2 separate regions of the Homo sapiens genome follow, and region 1 is linked to region 2. The links are chromatin contacts, found by Hi-C or POLR2A ChIA-PET in ENCODE. All regions are on one chromosome and are shown on one strand. Each heading gives the region's core, a stretch centred on a gene start or an enhancer-like site at or near the end of the contact. The rest is flanking DNA. Distances are from core to core; before and after follow the strand shown. Region 1 overlaps HIVEP3 (HIVEP zinc finger 3). Region 2 overlaps HIVEP3 (HIVEP zinc finger 3).

Evidence for each region. Hi-C counts contacts between places; a loop is a spot of excess contacts on that map. ChIA-PET counts read pairs that join two places held with the same protein, here RNA polymerase II (POLR2A). Pooled maps may share reads with other maps.
Region 1: a map of gastrocnemius medialis shows a loop between it and region 2 (3-fold over the local background). The contact joins two enhancer-like sites. A Hi-C loop is called at or near these places in 5 of 168 maps with a recorded cell type or tissue (GM12878, PC-9, aorta and 2 more), 1 of 37 single-sample maps with no recorded cell type and 10 of 50 pooled maps. POLR2A ChIA-PET finds 5 or more read pairs at or near these places in 2 of 52 experiments (AG04449 and GM12878).

The regions. Positions count from the first base shown.
Region 1 is chr1:41,512,098-41,516,413 of GRCh38, forward strand. It overlaps HIVEP3 (HIVEP zinc finger 3), which reads right to left. Exons shown (of 9, transcript NM_024503.5): 8 at 719-1,653. Among named protein-coding and RNA genes, the nearest start is that of EDN2, 30 kb to the left of the region's middle. RefSeq lists an enhancer at 931-1,431 and a silencer at 4,076-4,255. Within about 2 kb of position 3,059, at least 12 of the 41 ENCODE cell types and tissues checked have a DNase peak (open chromatin) inside an H3K27ac peak, as active enhancers do.
Region 2 is chr1:41,660,871-41,664,755 of GRCh38, forward strand. All of the region lies in intron 2 of HIVEP3 (HIVEP zinc finger 3), which reads right to left. Among named protein-coding and RNA genes, the nearest start is that of EDN2, 180 kb to the left of the region's middle. RefSeq lists a silencer at 1,233-2,112. Within about 2 kb of position 1,826, at least 31 of the 41 ENCODE cell types and tissues checked have a DNase peak (open chromatin) inside an H3K27ac peak, as active enhancers do.

The DNA of each region.
Region 1 (4,316 bases), core at 1,809-4,308, 150 kb before region 2:
ATTGCACGAGTATTTACAACCTCATCCAAGGCCACACCCCTTGCAAGTGATATGATATCGTTTGGATATTTGTCCCCGCCCAAATCTCGTGTTGAATTGTAAACCCCAGTGTTAGAGGTGGGCCTGGTGGGAGGTGTTTGGGTCATGGGGACGGATCCCTCAGGGCCTGATACTGTCCTCCAGATAGTGATTTCTCATGAGATCTGGCATTTTGAGCGTGTGGCACCTTTCCCCCAACTCTCTCTCTTGCTTCCACTCTGCCATGTGAGATGCCTGTTCCCGCTTTGCCTTCTGCCATGAGTAAAAGCTGCTTGAGGCCTCCCCAGAAGCCGAGCAGATGCTGGCACCACGCTTCCTGTACAGCCTGAAGAACTGTGAGCCTATTCAACCTCTTTTCATTATAAATTACCCAGTCTCAGGAATTTGTTTATAGCAATACAAGAACGGACTAATACGTGGTAGAACCCATTTCCCATGAACTCCAGAGTCCATGCTCTGTGCTTCTGAGGCTAAAATAAAGTTTAATAAGCCAGCTGATTTAGGGCAGCCAGCATGGTGCATGGCACAGTAGGTGCCTAATAAATGTTTGCGAAATTATTAATAACTACTGAGCTGGCAGAGCTGTTTAGTTCCAGGTGTGATACCCAGGAGGGTGTGAACTTGCAACCCCTGCACCCACAGGGGAGAAGCGGCCCAGCCACCAGGGGCAGGAACTCACCCACGGGGAGGCGCAGGTCTCTGGGCTTCTGCTGAGGAGCTTGTGAGGTAGAGGCGCGGGCGGGAAGAGAACCCGTGGGTCCAGCCCCAAGCCTGGGCCATGCTCCCCCGCTGAGGGGCTGCCCGGCCCAGCCAAGGCCCACTTCCCTGGCGGCGCTGACCGTGGTGGTGACTCGGCCTGACCTGGAGACCATCTCCTGGTGGGCGAGTATCTGGGGAGGCCTGGGTCGGTGGTACCCTCGAGTTTGGAGAGCACATGTGCTCGAGGGGCCAGTTCTCTTCCCAGGGGGCAGAGGGTGAGAGGAGACAGCTGAAGTCTTGGAGACCCACAAGGGAGAGCGCCCATGCCCCTTCCTGGGTCCACGTGCAGGCCAGGTGGGCTTGGGGCTGAGGCCTGTGGTTCTCGGGCCGGGGAGCATCGCTGGGGAGATGAGTCGTTTTTGGTTAGCGAGTGTTTGCGGGCTAGTGGTGGACGGCTGCCTGCTTCTTTGCTTGGGGACCACGGTCTTCTTGGGGACACAGGCTTGTAGCTCAAGGCTGAGCCTGTGTCTTTCTCCACAGAGCCCAGAGGGGCCGGTCCCAGCCAGGGGAGGCCCGGCATGCTCTGGCTGGACATGGAGCAGCTGCTGGCTGTCAGGCGCTCAGCTTCCGAGACCGAGCTGCCTCGTGTAGCCTCCGTGCCAGAGGCGGGGGCATCTGGGGGCTGAGGGCCCAGGATGGGTGAGGAGTCTGCCCGCAGTGCATGTGGTGGGCCAGGCGGGGGCGCCTCTGAGGATGGTCTGGACAGCTCATCCTGGCTCTCCTCCTCATCCTCATCCTCGTCTTCGTCCAGGTCTGAGTCTGAGTCCGAGTCCTCCAGGTCCGAAAACTGGTGCTCCTCCACAGCCTCTGAACCCTCTCGTCCTTCCGAGTCCTGGAACAGGTCGTCACTGGTTCCTGAGGGCAAACACAGAAGACCCAAGGTCACAGTTGGGCCTTGGCCCCACTGCCCACACGGCTGCTCCTCTCTGAGCCCCAGTTTCCTTGCCTGCTGACTGGGCAAAATAGCCATCGCAAGGGCACAAGATTGTTGGGACAACCAAGAAACGTAACAGATATGGGAGCGCTTTGTAAATAATAATGAACAATAATTCCCTTATGCCTAGAATGTGCAATGTTCAGTTCTGAGAGCTTTAGGTATATTTATTCATTTAGACCTCAGAGAATCCTGTGAAGCTGGTACTGTTCTCATCCTCATGTTACAGATGAGGAAACTGAGGTAAGAGAAAGTAAGTAACTTGCCCATGGAAGACAGCAGTAGGGCTGGGATTGAGCCATAGCAAAGAAGACAGTCTTTGTTTGTTTGTTTGTTTGTTTGTTTGTTTCACTAGCATCTCAGTGCTGGCTTCACCATGGGCAACTTACCACCTTGCTCTGCTTGGTCTCCCCCTTTGTCGAATGAATGTGATGGTCTCACCTCACCAGGTTTTCTAGGAGGACTAAAATGAAGGCCTGGCACATATTGAGGGCTTAAAAATAATTATAGCTACCATATTAATACATTAATGATGAAATCTGTTATTCCAGGACAGGGCAGTCACACTGGCTGGTCCAGCAGCACAGAGCCATCCGTGGTCAGTGTACACACACATCTGCCACGGTGACCAGGCTCCCGGTGGCTGGCACAATGGCATCTGGCAGGTGGCGGACTCTGGCCTCTGTGGGCGGCTTGACTAAGCTGGCCTCAGGCTGCAGAGCAGGTCCCCATCCCAGCCACGCTCTTATCTGAGGAGCCACTGCCCTTTTGAAGTCCAGGCTGCCTCTAGCCTCGGGGCCCTCCCATTGCCTGCCAGCCCCAGCTCCACCCCATAGTTTTCGACCTACATGTGGCTGAATGCCCACTTTTGTCCACTTTGGACATCTGACTGCTGCATGTTGAGTGACTTGGAAGCAATTGTTCACAAGAGTAAACAAAAAACAAAATTGTGATACTTGTTTCAGATATTGTTGGACATTTAGGTCACTTGCACTCCTTAAACAGACTATAAGAATAATGACAGAGTTATTGAATAGAGTCTAAAAGTGGGGGTTAGGGCTCTGGAATACTAGCCTCCTGGTCTGATTCCTCTGGGATGACCCCAACCAGTCGGGTCACCTCTAACATGTCAGGAGTCTAGTTTGGGCATCTCTGAAATGGACAGCAATCCGGATGCTGGGGAGAGCTCCGCTAACATCTGGCCTGTTCGCTGGCCCATCACTAGACCATTGGAACCTGTTTCTGGTCTGCAGAGTGAGGTTGCTGACAGGTGGGTTGAGCTGGCCAGCCAGCCCCATCGCTCACACATATCAGTACTGCACCCACCTGACCAGGAGGGCTGGCACAGAAACTGACTCAGGCCGCTGGGGCAGCTAGGCTTTGGCTCTCAACCATGCCCAGCTGCCCCGGGGCCAGAAAGCCCGGAACTAGCACTTCCAAGTCACTCAATATGCAGCAGTCAGATGTCCAAAGTGGACAAAAGTGGGCATTCAGCCGGATGTAGGTCAAAAGCTATGGGGTGGAGCTGGGGCTGGCAGGCAAAAGGAGGCCCCTGAGGCTAGAGGCAGGGTGATGAGACCAGAGGAGGAATGAAGGATTAGGATGAGAGCAGGGCTGGGGATGGGGGTGAACTTTGTAGTTATGCCCCAGGCATTTACCTCCCTTGCCTAGGACTTTGGGAGGGGCCTAATTCAACACCTGTTCACCTGGCCCTGCCCCTCATTTACATACAGCAAAATCCAGGCACAGATGACCCAGTGAGAGCTGGTGGCTGAGTCAGAACTAAGGTTTACAGCCCTTGCATTATTACGCTGACAGTTTAAAAATGATGTGCTGCACTAAGAAGCAGGGAATGGTCGGGTTTGAATCTCAGCACTACCACTTCCTTGCTGTGTGACGTTGGATACTTTACTTTCTGTGTGTCTGGTTTCCTCATCTGTAAACTGGGTAGCAATAAAAGCACTCTAGGAAGCTGTTCAGAGGACTGTGAGGGTCTGGCACACAGTAAGTACCCAATAAACTTCAGCTCCTGTCATCCCATGATACCCTGTCCCCCCAGTCTCAGCAGGCAGGTAGCTGGGGTGGGATTGTCAGCATTTTGCAGATGAAGGTCACAGGGGTAGTGTTAGGAGTGAAGGAGAGTCAGGACCAGCGTCTCCTGATGTCCAGCAGGGAGGGCTCCTAAAGATCCTCTTTACTAATGTGGAAGTTGAGACCCAGTGGGGGTAATGGCCCGTCCTGGGCACTCAGTGCATGAATGCTGGAAGCCAAGAGTCCCCTGCCCAGCTCGGGGCTGGCCGGGGCCTCCACATCTGCGTTCCTGCAGGGCGCTGAGGGAATGCCCCTGGCTGGGCGGCCCCGCCCCTGCTGGGATCCAGGCCAACGCTCCACAAATGAGAGAGCTTGAGCGCGCGGCGGGCGCCGCTGGGAGAGGCCACACGGTGGCGCTAGCGCCCAGCCTGGCCAGCACCATGGGCAGGGCCGGGGCGCCTGGCTCCTTCCAGGCAGTTCTCCCACGCGCCACCTCGCGTCCCACAGACACGAACTCCTGCCGCTCCCCCCGGCATCTGTCTCGTCGCGGGAA
Region 2 (3,885 bases), core at 576-3,075:
TGGAACAGCTTTCAGAACTAACAATCCACTGAACACACTGGGAAAATCTGCTACTAGGCACACAGGACACTTATTAATGACCCCTTTTTTGCAGATGATGGAACAGAAAGGGTGTTCTAAGTCACAGAGCAGAGCCATGACAACTACCAGCCCAGAAATCATCCAAACCACAGTTACTGGCACGTGCACAAGGCTTTACATCTACAAAACATTTTTTACTTACGTGATCTCAATCTTTCTTAAAAACATACCTCTGGGGACACTCATTCCATTTTTGATAAAACATAGCCTGAAAGAGACGAACGAGTCTGCCCAGAGTCACTAAGGGATAGACCCATAATTTGGCTCTATCAGTTTCCCCTATGTCCTTGATGAAACATCAATCAATACATTATATTTTTATAGATAAACAACTGTGGCCACTATGCAGAGATCCCTGCAAGATGCCAAGGCTGATGCTATCTGCACCTGTTTTGCAGCCACCACCACTTCTGTCTGAAGCCCAAGCACCCTGCTCTGATTAAGGGGGGTTGGGGAGGGTGCTCTCAGAAATGCCCCTGGAGTAGAAGCCGCTCTGGAAACATCCAGGCTGTGAAGTGGGAGTAGATCTCTCCCAGTCGCCACACCCTCCTGACCATGCCAGGTACAACCCGCTAGGATGTACCCCCAGTGCCAGCTGTCATTATGCCGGGAGGAGGGGCTCCTCGGAGGATCCAGAGCAATGCTAGTTTAACTCACTCCCAATGAGCCCCGAGGAGCCCCAGGCTGGTGGGCTCTGACAGACTGAAACTGCATGGCCTTGGGGGAAGCTAGGGCTGCCAAACCCATTCAGCAGCTCCCGCCGGGTGTGCCGTGTCCCACGGTATGCGTGGGTGCGAGGGGTGAGCGCCGCGCCGGGGTGAGAGTCTGCGCTGGACACAGGAGGCTGTGCACGCCAACGGCCGTGCCAGGCGCGAGTGTGCCAGAGAAGTGTGTGAACGCGGGAACGCTTGTGTCGCCCTAGGGTGGTGACAGAAGTAGTGTCTGGAAAACGCTGGCTGAGAGCGCGTGCATCAGGCCACCGCAGGCTGCGAAGAAGCCGGGGCCCCTCACTCCAAGGGTCCCGGGAGTTGGCACCGACGCACTACTGCAAGCGCGCCCGCGCCCAGCCCTCTCCCACCGACGCGGCTCCCTCCGGTCCCTCTGCCGCCCGCTCGGCGGTGCCCGGTCCCTGGGCTGCCAGGCCGCGGCGGGGGCGCGGCGCGCGGGGCGCTCGTTGCTTACCTGCGGGCGGCCGAGGCTCCGCTGCTCTGGGCTGGGCTGCGCCGCGCTGGACTGGGCTGCGCTGGGCTGCGCGCCCGGCCTCCGCGCGGCTCGGCAGCGCCCGCGCGCTCGGCTCCGCCCGGCTCGGCTCCGCCCGGCGGTGCCCCAGGCGCTCGCTGGCGGCCCACGCGGCGCGGGGTGGGCGCGGGGCGGGCTGGCGGGCGGGCGCCGGCGGCGGGCGCGGCTCCGGGCCGCCCCGCGGCCGCTTGGAAGCTCCTTATTTGGGCAGTGATGTCAGGGGAAGTCGCAGGGGCCGGACCACCCACTTCTTTCCATTCACTCCCCAGAGTTTCCTGTCGCCGAGCACGGGGACCCCGCCGCCGGCCCGGGGCGCCTCTCCCGTCCGCTCGGCCTCACTGCTGGCCACCCCGGGATGCCTTCGCGGCCGGGGTCGCAGATGGGCCCGGGCGCGGCTGGCGGCTGCCAGGGGAGGGTCTCCTCGCCCGGGGAATCCCTGGCTGCCGGCGGCCGCGGGGAGGGTCTGCGCGCCGGCCTCCTCGGTGACAGGCCGTGTCACTCCGGGCGCCGCCCCTCCCTCCGCGCCCGCCCCGGCTCCGGCGCTGTCTTTTCCTCCTGGGCCCTCTAGGGAGGGCAGACAGGGAAGCCCCTGTCGCCGCCGCCGGGGCCCTGCCACTCTGCGCCACGCCTTGGTCGCACCCGGGCCCAGCGGGAGTCCATCGCCGTCCCCAAAGTGTGCGCTCCCCGCCTTCCCCCTGGGTGCCAGCCGGGCTCCGGGAAGCCCGCGCCTCCCCAGGCGGGAATCCGCTTTAATGAGCTCTGGGCGGGGCGGGCCTGCCAGGGCCTCCCTGGGCTCAGGCCTGGGGTGGGGGCGGGGGACACCCCGGGGCTTCCCAATGGCTTGACTTTACCAGAAGCTGCTGGATCTCGGGATTTGGGCCTGAGTCACTCTGGTCCTTGCTCTGGCCAGGATCAAGCACACTTGAGCCAGTTCCCAGCCAGGCCTCCACAGGTCTGCGGGAAGGCCAGGACCCTGAGATCTCTCTCCGTGATCTGTTATTTCACTGATGCCCACCAGAGGTTATTTGGCAGAGGTCAACCCTCTGCCACAGTGGAACCAGGGCTGGCCCTGGGTTTGGCTGACTCCAGGAACAGCCTCAGGAGGAGACAATGGAGCTGGGGGTCGGGGGTGTAGAGTGGGGTTAAGCCAGGACTAGAGTGAGGTAAGTTAAGTGCCTAGGATGCAGAATTTAACCAAGCACTCCCTTTCAGGGTCATGAAAGTTTGAGGCCCCACAGGGGAACTAAGCACTATGCTGACCCAAGTTTCCAGGGGGATCCTTGGAGGCTCCAGGTTTCCTCTGGCTCCAAAGTCATGCCCTCAACTTCTCTAGGCCCAAAGGGCGGATTAGTGACCTTGGGCATTTGTGTGCCTTTATACAACAGCCTCTGATAGAGCTGCCACCCTTCCTCCAAAGCCAGATCAGAGCAAATAGACTCCTCCCAGACCCCCAGCTTTAATGGAGGGAACCCCCACCTTCTAAGAGGCACTACATTCCTAGGGGCAGAGAGGAGGAAGCTATGGCTCCAGGGCTTGCAGAGAGTCAAGGCAGGTGTGATTGCAGCTGGACATGGGTCTGCACACTCACGTACACGATTGCAAACCCACTGACCAGCTGCCAAGCTGCCCAGCTGTTCTGTGGATCACCACCACCCCAGTCTCTCTCAACTTCCATCAGCTCCCAGGGCCCAATCCCAGCTCTAATTGGGTCATCCTCCTTCTGACAAAGCCCCAAAGGGAAGGACCACACTTCCTGATCTGGCATGCAAGGCCCCACGGACCAGCTGCATCTCCCAGAGCTCAGCCCATCCTGCCATTTGCCCAGCCACCACCCCCAACACGCACCACTTTGCACCAGTTTCCACTTCTTGAGGTCTTCATACAGGCTTTCCCTTTGAAATGTCTTCTCCACCCCCTCCAGCTGTCCTTCACACCCTGAATCCAAGCCTGCCCTTGATACAGGTCCTTCTCTTGAGCAGGGCAACTGGGGTGGGGTGCCCCCTGGGACAGATTCCTGCTCCTCACTCCACTCCTGCCCTGCCCCCACTGTCCTGCTTCCCGTTTTCTGTCTGAAAGCAACTCCAGGCAGAGGAGGTGGGTGCCTTGTTATAATTCATATGCCCTGAGGGGTGACTTTCTATCATTCACACACACAGGCTCAGATGACAGCCTTGCTCCTGCCCCAAGTTGAATGACATCCTCCTCCCCTTTGAGAGGTGGCCTGGCCTCAAGGGACCCTCCCAATGGATTTGGTCACCTTCCATGATGCCACAGGCAACTCAATAGTTCCTGCCTCTACAGACTTGCCCATCACCTCACATTGAAGTCAGTTATTGGGGGCCTCCTCTTCCTCAGACTGGGAGCTTCAGGGAACTTTCCATCTTGATCCCTCTCCCCTCCCAGGACTGATAAGTTTACAAATGTTTGTTAAGTGAATGAATGGTCCTGAGGGGCAAATCCTAAGACAAACTAACCAGAGGACGGGGGAGAATTTACCCAACCCAGAACAGTGGCTGATGTCCTAGGGTCCCTGGCTGGGGGCTGGGATGAAAGGCGGGGTTCTCA